2 separate regions of the Homo sapiens genome follow, and region 2 is linked to region 1. Evidence: chromatin contacts called from ENCODE Hi-C or POLR2A ChIA-PET data. All regions are on one chromosome and are shown on one strand. Each heading gives the region's core, a stretch centred on a gene start or an enhancer-like site at or near the end of the contact. The rest is flanking DNA. Distances are from core to core; before and after follow the strand shown. Region 1 holds the start of ZCCHC24 (zinc finger CCHC-type containing 24). Region 2 overlaps PLAC9 (placenta associated 9).

The links. A loop is a pair of places that touch in the nucleus more often than their neighbours do. ChIA-PET counts read pairs that join two places held with the same protein, here RNA polymerase II (POLR2A). Pooled maps may share reads with other maps.
Region 2: a pooled map shows a loop between it and region 1 (5-fold over the local background). The contact joins the enhancer-like site here to the promoter of ZCCHC24 in region 1. A Hi-C loop is called at or near these places in 1 of 168 maps with a recorded cell type or tissue (PC-3) and 7 of 50 pooled maps. POLR2A ChIA-PET finds 5 or more read pairs at or near these places in 2 of 52 experiments (BJ and MCF 10A).

Annotation. Positions count from the first base shown.
Region 1 is chr10:79,442,180-79,448,533 of GRCh38, reverse strand. It overlaps ZCCHC24 (zinc finger CCHC-type containing 24), which reads left to right and starts at 2,910. Exons shown (of 4, transcript NM_153367.4): 1 at 2,910-3,339. The coding sequence starts at 3,094. LOC105378383 (a long non-coding RNA gene) reads right to left here and starts at 2,293. Exons shown (of 4, transcript XR_946104.4): 1 at 1-2,293. RefSeq lists silencers at 2,478-2,987, 2,998-3,057.
Region 2 is chr10:80,140,931-80,147,284 of GRCh38, reverse strand. It overlaps PLAC9 (placenta associated 9), which reads right to left. Exons shown (of 4, transcript NM_001012973.3): 2 at 5,106-5,203; 3 at 2,942-3,062; 4 at 1,926-2,385. The coding sequence ends at 2,375. Among named protein-coding and RNA genes, the nearest start is that of PLAC9, 11 kb to the right of the region's middle. Within about 2 kb of position 2,457, at least 12 of the 41 ENCODE cell types and tissues checked have a DNase peak (open chromatin) inside an H3K27ac peak, as active enhancers do; they include PC-3, where a contact is called at or near this core.

The DNA.
Region 1 (6,354 bases), core at 1,661-4,160:
CACCTGAATGCTGCCACACTGGGATCAATGAAGAGAGAGCTGGGAGGTAGTAGTGGGTTAGGAGCAGGTGGCTTAGCTATCAGGTTTACTGAGAGACCCTGGGATGGTTCTTTTCCTTCTCTGGGCCATGGTACCTCCTCCTTTGTAAAGTGAGGGCTTGGAACCTCTGACATTTTAAATGCAGAGTTCCTTAGTGTGCACATGATAGGGCAAGAAGGTGCAGAGTTTGGGCGTGGCCCGGTCTTCTGGCCTGGTACCTAGGCCTCTGATACCCATCTGGTCACTCTCACCTATTACCCTCTCCCACCGTACATGTTGTTTCAGGGGATCCTGGAGCATGCATTCCCAGCAGCTGGCTGAGGGCTGACCTTAGGTCAATCAGTTGCCATCCAGGCAAACTGCCTATAGGATGCTCATATTTATTAGTCACCTACTGGGTACAGAGCCCACATGTTGAGCAGCTGTCCTGTGGGCAAGGAGAGGGAGAAAAGTACAAAACCAAAGAAGCCGCTCAGGCTTCAAAGAGGAGCAAAATCTGGGCATCCATGCGTCTCTCCACCTATTCATTCAATCATCAACCCAGCAACTATTTCCTGATTATTTACTATCTATGCTCCAGGCTCTGGGTAGAAACTATGTTGGGGAGAAAGAGGCAGAGGCCATCAATGTGGTCACCAGGCATGATAAACACCTTCTTGGCATCAAATCACTCTGAAGGACACAGGGAAGGATCAGAGGTTTCTCTAAGCAGGTGTCAGATTCCTAGTTATGTCCCCTCCCTGAACAGCAGTTTTCTCTATAAAATCTAGGGAAGGTCTTATCAGTGGTTCCAAATCCTACCTCCATCCTTGGAAGCTCAAAGACAGCAGCAGAGTTCCAGAGATAATCCCAACTATTTCTTTTGGTGTGGGGGCGGGGGGTACAAAGTTTCACTCTGTTGCCCAGGCTGGAGTGCAGTGGCATGATCTCGACTCACTGCAGCTTCCACCTCCTGGGCTCAAGTGATCCTTCCACCTCAGCCTCCTGAGTAACTGGGACCACAGGCATGCGCCACTACGCCCGGCTAATTTTTGCATTTTTTTGTAGAGATGAGGTTTTGCCATGTTTCCAGGGCTTGTCTGGAACTCCTGGGCTCAAGCAGTCTGTCTGCCTTGGCCTCCCAAAGTGCTGGGATTACAGGTGAGCCATTTGCAAGAACCGTGTACCTACTCTTTAAACAAATAGGTTTAATACTGTTTAAAAATATAAAGGGTACTGTATAGATGTGTTCTTGATGAATGAAAATATGAAGACATGATTGATACATATGCTGTCGTTTGTATTAATAACTGCAAATTGATAGACAAGATGGAGATCTGAGATCCAAGGGCCTCTTGGTTGGTGAAAAAGGGTGGCATTTGGTCATCACTGAAGGCCTTCGTGGTGCGAGCGACCATAGATGTGGTTAGGTGCCCTGCAGGTGATGTGAGTAACTCGTGGAGTGGGTGGCGGGGAAGAGCTGTCCTTTATGGAATATCTTCCGCTTACCAAACCCAAGCTGGGAAGCACACAAATGTCCCCGGCGGCGGGAGGATGACTGCTCCCATTTTACAGAGGAGAAAACAGGCTTGCTCGCAGAGGTTAGGCGTCATGCAGAGGTCATTCCGCTGGACGGTGGCCAAGCTGGCACTCCAACGCTGGGCGGAATGGCTCCAGAGCCAGACTGAAAGTGGGAGAGGTGACTCGGTCCCAGCCAGGCGGTGAGTTCCTCTGGGCTAGGTCCCCGGTGCTGGCGCAGCAAAGACCACCCGGAGAAAGAGACGGTGAAGGCCCCGGGGCTTCCTGGGGCGTCAGGCGGAGGCGGAGGCGGGGGCGGGGCTCCCTCCAGGCAGTCTTGGACTAGCTGAGTTGTCCCAGCGAGATGGGTGACAGCCGCTTTCCCGAGCTCCCCCGGCCCAGGCTGGTGTCCTGGCGACTCGCCAAGGCACCGGGGCGGGCTAGGGCTGGAGCCGGGGTGGAGGAAGAGGGTCGAGAAGCGAGGCGGGCCCAGAGCAGAAATAGGAGAAGGGGGGGGGGAGGGGGCGGGGAGTCTTTCCTGGGGCAGGAACCCGGGCCCCCCTTGGCGCAGCCGGCCCGCAAAGTGATTCTGCAGATGGAAGGAATTAAGTAGGAGGGGGAGGGTCCGATGGTGATAGCGAGAGGAGGGAGTTAGAAGTGTGTGCGTCTGTGTACACGCGTCTGAGAGAGGAGCGGGAGAGACAGGGAGAAACATCAGACCAGACGGAAATAGAAGAAAGGAGACAAGAAGAGTGAGAGAAAGAGAAGGACATACACACACACACACACACACACACACACACGGAGGGCGCCACATACAAGGACGACGGACACAGGAGACTAGTACTAGTCTAAGAGAGAGAGAAAGAAGGAGTATGAGAAAGGAGGGAAAATAGGAAAGGAAAAGTGAGTGAAAAACAATTGCAGAGGATTTGGAAAGAACGAGACAAGAGCGCTGACGACAGAGGGAGACGAAATTGATTAGGCCGGGGCTGCACTGAGCTCCCGGCAGCTCGGGGAGCTGGGTTGGCCGGGCTGGGACGAGGTGGGGCTTGGGCGGGGCCTCGCATGGGCGGGCCCGCGCCGTGCTGCATATGCAGATGAGCCTCACTCCCCTCTCTCCCCACCCCTGACGGTTCATATTCAACGAGACAGCCAATGCAGGGCGAGGACAGTGCCAGGCGGGGCAGGGAGTGGGCGGCGGGGCATCGTGGACCCCACCCCCGGAGCCGCCGCTGGAGGGGTCAGCCGCGAGGCAGATAGCGGATCGCCGGGCGGGGCGGGACGCAGTGGGCGGGGCGGAGGGGCGGGGCCAAAAGTTTCCTGCCCAACTTTCGCTGCCTCCTTCCACCGCCTGCGCGCGCCGGGGCCGCAGTCGGGGGGAGGCGGCGGCAGCGGCAGCGGCTGCGGGCAGCGCGCGGGGCGCAGGGCGCGGGGCGATCACCGTCGGGGCTCGGGAGGCGGGCAGTGGGCACAGGCTCCCCGGTGCCCGCCCCTCCGCTGCGGAGGGGGGCCGCGAGCGGGCGGCCGGGGAGGGGCCGGCACCGCCGCCACAAAATGAGCCTGCTGTCGGCCATCGACACGAGCGCCGCCTCGGTGTACCAGCCCGCCCAGCTGCTCAACTGGGTCTACCTGTCGCTGCAGGACACGCACCAGGCTAGCGCCTTCGATGCCTTCCGGCCCGAGCCGACCGCCGGCGCCGCACCCCCGGAGCTGGCCTTCGGCAAGGGCCGCCCCGAGCAGCTGGGCTCGCCCCTGCACTCCAGCTATCTCAACAGCTTCTTCCAGCTGCAGCGCGGAGAGGTGGGTGCCCCCGCGCGCCCCCGCCCACCGCCCCACCGCCCCACCGCCCCACCGTGGCGGGCCGTTCCCTGTCTGACCCGCTCTTCCTGGCCTGGCGCGGCCCGGCTCCGCATTGCCGGGCCCGGCTTGGCTTGGCTTCGTTCAACTCTGCCAAACTCGCCGCCCGAAGTCCCCGGGGTGCCGGGTGCGCGTCACCTCCCGGCTGAGCCCGGGCTGGAGCAATGCAGGCCGGGGCGGAGCTCTCCCGCCCCCTCTCCCTGCCAGGGCAGCCCTGCTCCAAAGGGGTTGGGGGAGGGAGTTGAGGAGGGGTTGTCTCCGGATTTTCTTCAGACAGCTGGGGTGCGGCCTGGGCGGGGAGCCCCTTCGAAGTGTCCTTCTCACGCCCAACCTTATCCTCGTCCTGGCCACCGCGGGCTGGGACCGAGAGTGCAGATTCTGCTCGGAGCTCCTCTGGAAGGGCCTAAAATCTTTTCTCCGACCTCTGCGGTTCCCGACCCGAAAGGCACCCTGGAGAGCAGTGACTGCCCAGAGGGCTTCTCCTGCTGTTCTCACTCGGGGACCCCAGATACGTCCTCCAGCTGCTCGCCCTCCCCCAGCCACATAGGAAGTGGTTTCTGAGGGCTTGACCCCACAGACTGCGCTGTCCCCAGCCCTCCCAGCCTCGAAGGAAATGAAAGGGAAATCCTCTTGAGCTCTTGGGAGGGGGGCTAGAAAGGGGGGGGGAGAGGTTCCAGCTGCCCAGCGCCTTCTGCAGAAACCTGGGCCGGCTGTGTTGCAAAGTCTGCCTGTTTGGTGGATTCAGTTACAAAGTTGACTGGGCAGCGCCTCTTTGCCAGCAAGATAAATACACAGATCGCCACCACCTCCCAGCCCTTTTTGAAGAGTCTCCAGGGCCTGCCCAGATACCACTCCTTTCCGTGGGCTGGACTCCTCCCCTCCCTCCATTTACTCCTGCCTCATTTGGGAATTTCAGACACCCATCTGTGGCCTTCACTTCCTCCCCTTGTGGGGGTTTTCTCTGCAAAGATGCAAGAGGTGTGTTCGGGGGAGGACACACATGGGGGTCACTTTCCTTCCAGACCTGGGCACACCGGTGAGTTTTAGGAGAGTCAGAGTCCTGAATGGGTTGGGGAGGAAAGCCTATGTACGCAAGGGTGTGCTGGGGGTAAGAGAGGGAGGCAGAGGGTCGCCCTTGAGTTCAACTCTGCCATTATTTACTAGGGGAGGCATGGACATATAAAATGCTGGCCCAAGGCCAACACTACCCAGGCTGACCTGTTGACCTGGGTGGGTAGAACAGGCGTGGGAGGGGGCTGGGTGCAGAGGAGGAAGATGAGTCTGAAAGTGCACCCTTTGGTGTCAGGCAAAAGCATTTCTATGCCAAAGCTCTTTGTAAACTGTAAAGCATTCTCTCCACGTGAGGAATGGTTCTTGGCTGGGGATCTTTCTTTCTTGTAAGAGACTTTTCTGCCTCTTCAGGGAATTGGCTTCAGGTGACCAGTGACTGGAGGACCGTTTGTGGGGTGTTTCTTTGGTGCATGCGTCTTTTCAGTTGTTTGTTCTCTTACCAAACATTTGTTGAGCTCTGGGCAGGACCCGGGGATTCACAGCCACAGGCTAGTGGGGGCCACGGATGAGTAAACAGACAAGGTGATAGAGGGTATGAATGGTGGGTGATTTGATGGGGGTGCTTGTGGGAGCCCCACGGGAGTTTCTCACCCTGGGAGAAGGGTGAACATGACCCACAGGTCAAGTGTGGACCCCTAATCAACCTCTTCTAGCCTCCCTCTGCTCCCCCTACCATGGTGGCATTGTTCCCCACCTGTGGGTCTCCCCTGAGAGGACCTGGGAGTTTGGAACCATCAAGAGTACCCTATAAGAATAGGATGTTGTGCTGCTTTTTGAAAATTTCTGGCATCCAGGATCCCAACCGGAGCTCAGTGAGAACTGCCCTCTGTCACTTCATTGCTGCGTACCTCAGTTTCCCCATAAAGTCACACAGTGTGAAAGGAGCAGGAAAAGGTTATACTGTATAGTGCAGTGGTGGGGAAATGTCTTTCACAACCTGACTTCAGGGAACCCCGTCTCTCTCTGGGCCTTAGCTTACCTATCTGTTAAATTTAGTCTCTGCTACACCCCAGGATGGTATATCTATAGTATTTGAGACCTGTTCAAACAAGAGAGGGCTGGGGGAGTCAAGAGGGGCTTCTCTGATGTTCACAGGCCAGTGGCTTCCTCGGAGGTGATGGAGGGCTGTGCCTGCTGACTTCCGGAAGGCTCTCTTGGCTTCAGGCTCACTCATCCTCACCCCCCACCCACTTTGCCTCCTAAACCCTCTCAAAGCCTCAGCTGTGTTCCTGAGGACAGGCCTTTCCTGCGCCCAGGGCTTAGCTGGTGACCTAATATGGCTCCAAAATAGCAACTGGCTGAGAAGGCAAGAAAAAATACCCCCCACCCCAATGCCACCAAGGGGCTGGTCGGAGAGGAAGCAAGTCGTGTGTGGGCCGGAGGGGACTCTACGGAGGGACCCAGGGGGCCCAGGAGCATCACCATTCTGTGCGAGGCCTGGCAGGCCCAGTGGCAGTGCCTGCGGATGTGACTTGCATGCTGACCACTGACCACGGCCTGTCTGCGCCAACCCCTGTGCCAAGAGCCCACCCCCTCCTGCACCACCCCCAGGCTGCTCCCACCACAATAGCAAAACACCATGAATGCAGCTGGGATTTGAGGGGGGGTGAGGACATGGGGGCACAGAAGCCCATTGTGCCCCTGGAACCTCAGCTCTGGAAGCTGAAGATAAGCCAACGGTTCTGAGTGGCACACTGGCCCTGAGAGCAGAGAGAGAGATGGCAGAGTTCACACCAGAGTTCCTGGTGCAGGAGCAAGCACCAGGAGGTGACTTGGATTCTTGTGGGGACTTCCCAGCTTGTGGTGAGGGTGCCAGGCCAAAGCGGACACAAGCACCTTGCACAGTTTCTTAAAAGGCTTCTGGGTCTACAAACTAGGCCCCGTGAA
Region 2 (6,354 bases), core at 1,208-3,707, 700 kb before region 1:
TTAAAAAAACACTCAACTAAGACTAGAAGGAAAATGTCTCAACCTGCTAGAGGGCATCTATGAATAAGCCACAGCTAATATTGCAGGTGGGAATGTAAAATAGTACAGCTGCAATACAAAAGAGTTTGGTGGTTCTTCAAAAAGTTAAACGTAAGAGTTACCATGTGACTCAGCAATTTCATTCCTACATATAGACCCAAAACAAATTAAAAAACAAATATTCACACAAAAACTCATACGGATGTTCATAGCAACATTATTCATGATAGCTAAAAAATGCAAACAACCCAAATGTCCCTCAATTGTCGAATAAATGAATAAAATGTGGGCCAGGTGTGGTGGCTCACACCTGTAATCCCAGCACTTTGGGAGGCTGAGGCGGGTGGATCAAGAAGTCAGAAGTTCAAGACCAGCCTGACCAACATGGTGAAACCCTGTCTCTACTGAAAATACAAAAATTAGCCAGGCGTGGTGGTGTGCACCTGTAATTCCAGCTACCCAGGAAGCTGAGGCAGGAGAATTGCCTGAACCCGGGAGGCAGAGGTTGCAGTGAGCTGAGATCATGCCACTGCACTACAGCATGGGTGACAGAGCGAGACTCTGTCTAAAAAAATAAAAGAATAAAATGTGGTATATTCATACAATGAAACATTATTCATCCGTAAGAAGGAATTAAGTACCGATACATGCTACAATACAGATGGCCCTTGAAAACATTATGCTCAGAGAAAGAAGCCAGATACAGCTAGACTACGTATTGTGTGATTCTACCTACAGTACTACCCCCTTACCTTCAGGGGATAAATTTCAATACCCCTAGCAGATGCCTGAAACCACAATAGTATCTAATCCTATTATACTATGTTTTTTCCTATGCATGCATACCTATGAAGTTTAATTTATAAATTAGGCACCATAAGAAATTAGCAACGATAGCTAAGAATAAAATAGAACAATTAGAACAATATGCCAGCTTCTGTGAAGGGAGAGTTGTGTGAAAAACAACAACCATATGCCAGCAGCACTGCTCTTGCACTTTGGGTCTTGATTAAGAGAAAGAAGTGTTGCTGGAACACAAGCACTGTGATACTGTGGCCATTGATCTGGTAACTGAGAAGGCTGCTAAGTGACTAACAGGCAGGAAGTGTAGACGGCGTGGACCATGCTGGACAAAGGGAGCATTCACATCCGGGGCGGGATGAAGTGGGATGGCAAGAGATTTCATCACGCCACTTAGAATGATGTGCAATTGAAAACTCATATATTGTTTATTTCTGGAGTTTAATATTTTAGGACTGTGGTTGACTGCAGGTAACTGAAACCATGGAAGGTGAAACCACAGATAAAGCCGGACTACTGTATTTAAAATGTCCAGAATAGGCAAGTTCGTGAAGACAGAGATCAGTGGTTTCCAGTGGGGTGTGGGGAGCGGGAATGGGATGTGACTGCTTAATAGATACACAGTTTCTTTCTAGAGAGAGAACAATGTTCTGGAACTGGTGGTGATGACTGCACAACTTCTGAATGTACTGGAAGCCACTGCATTTGTACAATTTTTTTTCTTTTTCTTTTTTTTTTTTTTGAGACAAGGTCTCACTGTCTCCCAGGCTGGAGTGCAGTGGCATGATCATGGCTCACCACAGCCTTGACCTCCAGGGCTCAGGTGATCCTCCCACCTCAGCCTCCTGAGTAGCTGGGACTACAGGCACGTGCCACTATGCCCGGCTAATTTTTGTATTTTTTTGTAGGGATGGGGTTTCACCATGTTGCCCAGGCTGGTCTCAAACTTCTGGGCTCAAGTGATCCTCCTACCTTGGCCTCCCAAAGGGCTAGGATTATAGGTGTAAGCCACCGCCCCCAGCCTTGTACAATTTAAAATGGTTAAAATGATGAATTTTACATTGAATTTCACTTCATAGGAAAAATTTTTAAAAACAACAACAAACCACTTTAATGGACACATAAAATCCCTGGGGGTCTCATTGCAATGCAGATTTGGATTAAACAGTCTGGGTGGGTCCTGAGACCCTGATCCCCTTGCTTTTCACCTATGGCCACATTTTGAGAAGCAAGGCCACTCAAAGGGCCCCCATCTGTGTGAATCAACCCCTGCTCCATCTGCCCCTATAAATGACAGGAGTGGGGGTGTCCCCAGGTCTGAGCCTGGAGGGGGTTGCAGGCTTCCTCCAGGCATGGAAGTGGAGTGAGAGGAGGCTGTAGTTAAACGGGTTACTCTGTCAGCAGACACAGAGGAGACCAGAATAGCTTTTATTTCACATGAAGCTAAGGAAGGAAGTCGAGAGGACAGGGCTGGTTCTGTGGGCGCTGCCTGGCAGGTGCACCACCTCCAACTGCTGGGCTCCAGCTCCAGGGCTCAGAAGCCATCTGAAAGAAAGCAGAGGCCCCCAGTGAGCAAGCTGGGGTGCCGCAGAGTACCTGCCCCCGTGGTGCCCAGCAGTTCCTTCCCTTCCCTCCCCGGCCCCCAGGAACTACTGCGCGCGGGACACAAGGATCAAGGAGAGAGCAGAGTGCAACCCCAACCCTGCCTGATCAGTGGGGACGCCCGTCTTCCCTGCGAGAGTTTTGGGGTGGAACAGGAGTGGCTGCTCAGGGGAAAATTAAAGGAGCTGAGAAGCTCCAGTCGTGAGAAGGCTAATGAAGGAGGCAGTTTCTCCGCGCAGGGGTTGTGCTGAGATGGCATCTAGGGCCGGCTCTTCCAGAACCTCATTTGACACTGGGCGGCAGCCACCGGGTGTGGCAGGTGGGGCGGGGCGGGCGGGGAGCAGGGATGATGCCGTCCCGCTTCCGTCCCCAGGGAGCGCTGGGGCCCTCCCTGCCAGCCAGGCTACACCTGTGCAGTGGAGCAGCCGTCCCTGTCTCGCCTGCCCAGCGCCAGATGACAGCCGCCCAGAGGCTGTCCTCTGCCACCTGCACTGCTCACCTCCGAGAAGGTCGGGAGCGGGGCTGAAGGGTCCCGGGGGCAGGTTCCAGGCCAGCTCCTCCAGCAGGCCCAGCAGGCCTTTCACCTCTGTCCCCAGGTGATCCACGGTCTTCTCTACCATCTAGAGTGGGAAGTGGGGTAAAGTCGAGGACAGAAGTGGTTCCACGTTCCGCTTCATCAGCTAGGTCCTAAGAGAGCAGCTGGCGGTCCAGTGCGGTGCAGTGGGAAAGGACTGGGCGCTAAGTGACCTGGGTTTTCCTCACTCAGGCTCTGCCCCTACCTGCCTCAGTTTCCCCAGATGACAATATCCTAGGGGGCTTGCTCTCTAAGGCTCCTTCTTTTTTGGCACTTAGTCACAGATTTGGATGAAGCGCCTGTAGAATACCTTCTCCCTTTTGGACTTTGCAGCCTGGAGCTCACATTCCTTTTGTTGTTCCGCCCCCTGGTGGTATCTCTGCCAAATGACAGGTTTGGGATTCTGAAATTTACTGAGTTCTTAATGGTTTTTCCCTGTGTATGCCATGGACCCCATTGGCAGTGTGGTGAAGCCTACAGACCTCTTCTCAGAATAATGCCTTAAATGCAAAAAATAAAACATATAGAATTACTAAGGGCACCAATTGCATTAAAATATTATTCAAGTATTAGGCCGGGCGTGGTGGCTCACGCCTGTAATCCCAGCACTTTGGGAGGCCAAGGGGGGCAGATCATCGGAGGTCAGGAGTTCAAGATCAGCCTAGCCAACGTGGCGAAACCCTGTCTCTACTAAAAATACAAAAAGAAGCCGGGCATGGTGGTGCGCGTCTGTAGTCTCAGCTACTCGGGAGGCTGAGGCAAGAGAATCACTTGAACCGGGAGGTGGAGGTTGCAGTGAGCCGAGATCACACCATTGCACTCCAGCCTGGGTGACAGAGTGAGACTCTGCCTCAAAAAAAAAAAAAAAAAAAAAAAAAATTCAAGTATTTAAAATTAAACTTTTTGGCCCAGCATGGTGGCTCACGCCTGTAATCCCAGCACTTTGGGAGGTTGAGGCGAGATCACTTGAGGTCAGGAGTTTGAGACTAGCCTGGCCAACATGGTGAAACCCCATCTCTACCAGAGGTACAAAAAATTAGCCGGGCATGGTAAGTACAAAAAATTAGCTGGGCATGGTGGTGCATGCCTGTAGTCCCAGCTACTCGGGAGGTTGAGGCATGAGAATCACTGGAACCTGGGAGGCAGAGGTTGCAGTGAGCCAAGATTGTACCATGGGCTCCAGCCTGGGTGACAGGGCAAGACTCTGTCAAAAAAAAATTTAAATTTTTGATGTAATATATGTATTGGCCGGGCACAGTGGCTCATGCCTGTAATCCCAGCACCTTGGGAGGCCGAGGTGGGCAGATGGCTTGAGCTCAGGAGTTCGAGACCAGCCTGGGCAACATAGCAAAACCTTGCCTCTACAAAATAAATACAGAAATTAGCTAGGCATGGTGGCACATGTGTCTGTAGTCTCAGCTACTTGGGAGACTGAGGTGGGAGGATTGCTTGAGCCTGGGAGGTGGAAGTTGCAGTGAGCCGAGACTGCACCACGGCACTCCAGCCTGGTAGACAGACAGAGACCCTGCCTCAAAAAAAATAAAATGTATTTATTAACTCACTAAATCACATGATTTAACATCAGGCCTAATAACAACTGAAATTTTGACATAAGGAAGGATAAAAATTATATGTTGAGATATTCATAACTAGAAGATGAAATTATCTGGATTTCTATTGATGACAAAGTTATAGTACTGTTAATACCACGGCTCGCTGTTTGTATTTATGATGAATGAGAATGCTCAATTTCAGTTAAAGGCTTGTGACAATAAAGATGTAAACTTTTCCCCACACAAGTTAGGAATCGTGGCTATATAACAAAACAGTGACTGAATTTCCACCTTCCCATCCAGTAATGATGTTGAAATATCCGGGTGGGGGTAAGCAAGGCCTTAGGGGAGGCAGGGTCCACTGGGGGCTGGGCAGCCCGGCAGCCTAGATGGGAGGGTGATGTTGGACGAGGTGGCCACAGGGCAGGATCGGCCCGGATGTCCTCACATTCCAAAGCAAGCTTGCATCTGCCCATAAAAACACCATCCTAGAAGGTGGTCCTGAACTCGCATGTCCTTCCAAACCACCCTGTTACCTCCTCCATGACATCTAGACGGCGTTGCACAGCCATGTGTCTGTCACACGCTGTGCTCTGAGCTGAGTCTCCTCGCGGAGGGCTGAAGGGTTCGGCAGCTGTGGGAAAACAAGTCTTGTCACTGTGGGACCCTTAGTTTTCCATAATGCCAGAGACTCCTGTAAACACTGGGCTCAAATGAGGTCAGTCCTCAAAGCAAACTCAGGAGCAAGCGGAGGACGGCCCAGGTGGGGGTCAGTGTGCGAGTGTCAGCCATCTCAATCCCACCAGTCTCTACAGCCACAGTCACCTACAGACCCAGATGAACTTCCTCAAGGAGGTGAAGCCCAGGGAGGAAGGGAGGATGGGCTTCAGCCAGGCAGAATGGCACCTGCAACAATGGAGAGGTCTGAAAGAGCAGGGCTCACTGTGCAAAACCTGCAGGGAGCCCGCGGTGGCTGGAGATACAGGGTGGGCGGGAGAGAGAGACTGGAGAGGGAAGTCCTGGAAATGAAGCCAAGGGGGCAGAGCTTTAACCCAGGGGCTTTAATAAACCAGTTCTGATGCTTGTTTGTTTTTTTGTGTGTTTGTTTGTTTGTTTTGAGATGGAGTCTCGCTCTGTCGCCCAGGCTGGAGTGCAATGGTGCGATCTCAGCTCACTCCAACCTCCGCCTCCTGGGTTCAAGCGATTCTCCTGCCTCAGCCTCCTGAGTAGCTGGGATTACAAGCACCTGCCACCACGCCCTGCTAATTTTTGTATTTTTAGCAGAGACAGGGTTTCACCATGTTGGTCAGCCTGGTCTCAAACTCCTGACCTCAGGTGATCCACCCGCCTCAGCCTTCCAAAGTGCTGGGATTACAGGTGTAAGCCACCAAGCCAGGCCAAGGGGGGTTATTTTAACAGAAAAGTCACAGAGCCAAACATGAATTTTTTAAATATAGGGAATAGATTGGAGGGAGATGCCTTTGAAGGCAGGAGGTTACTGCAGCAATCAGGATAAGAGGGGTGAAGGAGAAGTGATGAGCAGAGGCAGGAGCTGTAGGAATAGTGAGGAAGAAAATGAAAGGAGATATTTCAGTAGCAGCGTTGACACTGGGAACCCGTTAGTAACAGCTGGCATGTGATGAGTGCTTACCATGCACCATGTAGGGTGCTAACTTAACCTCTCCAACAACCTGTTGTTATGCCCAATCTACACGTAGGAAAACTGATGCACAGAAGGGTGAAAGGATGTGTCCAAAGTCACTACTCATAAGCAGAGGACTCATG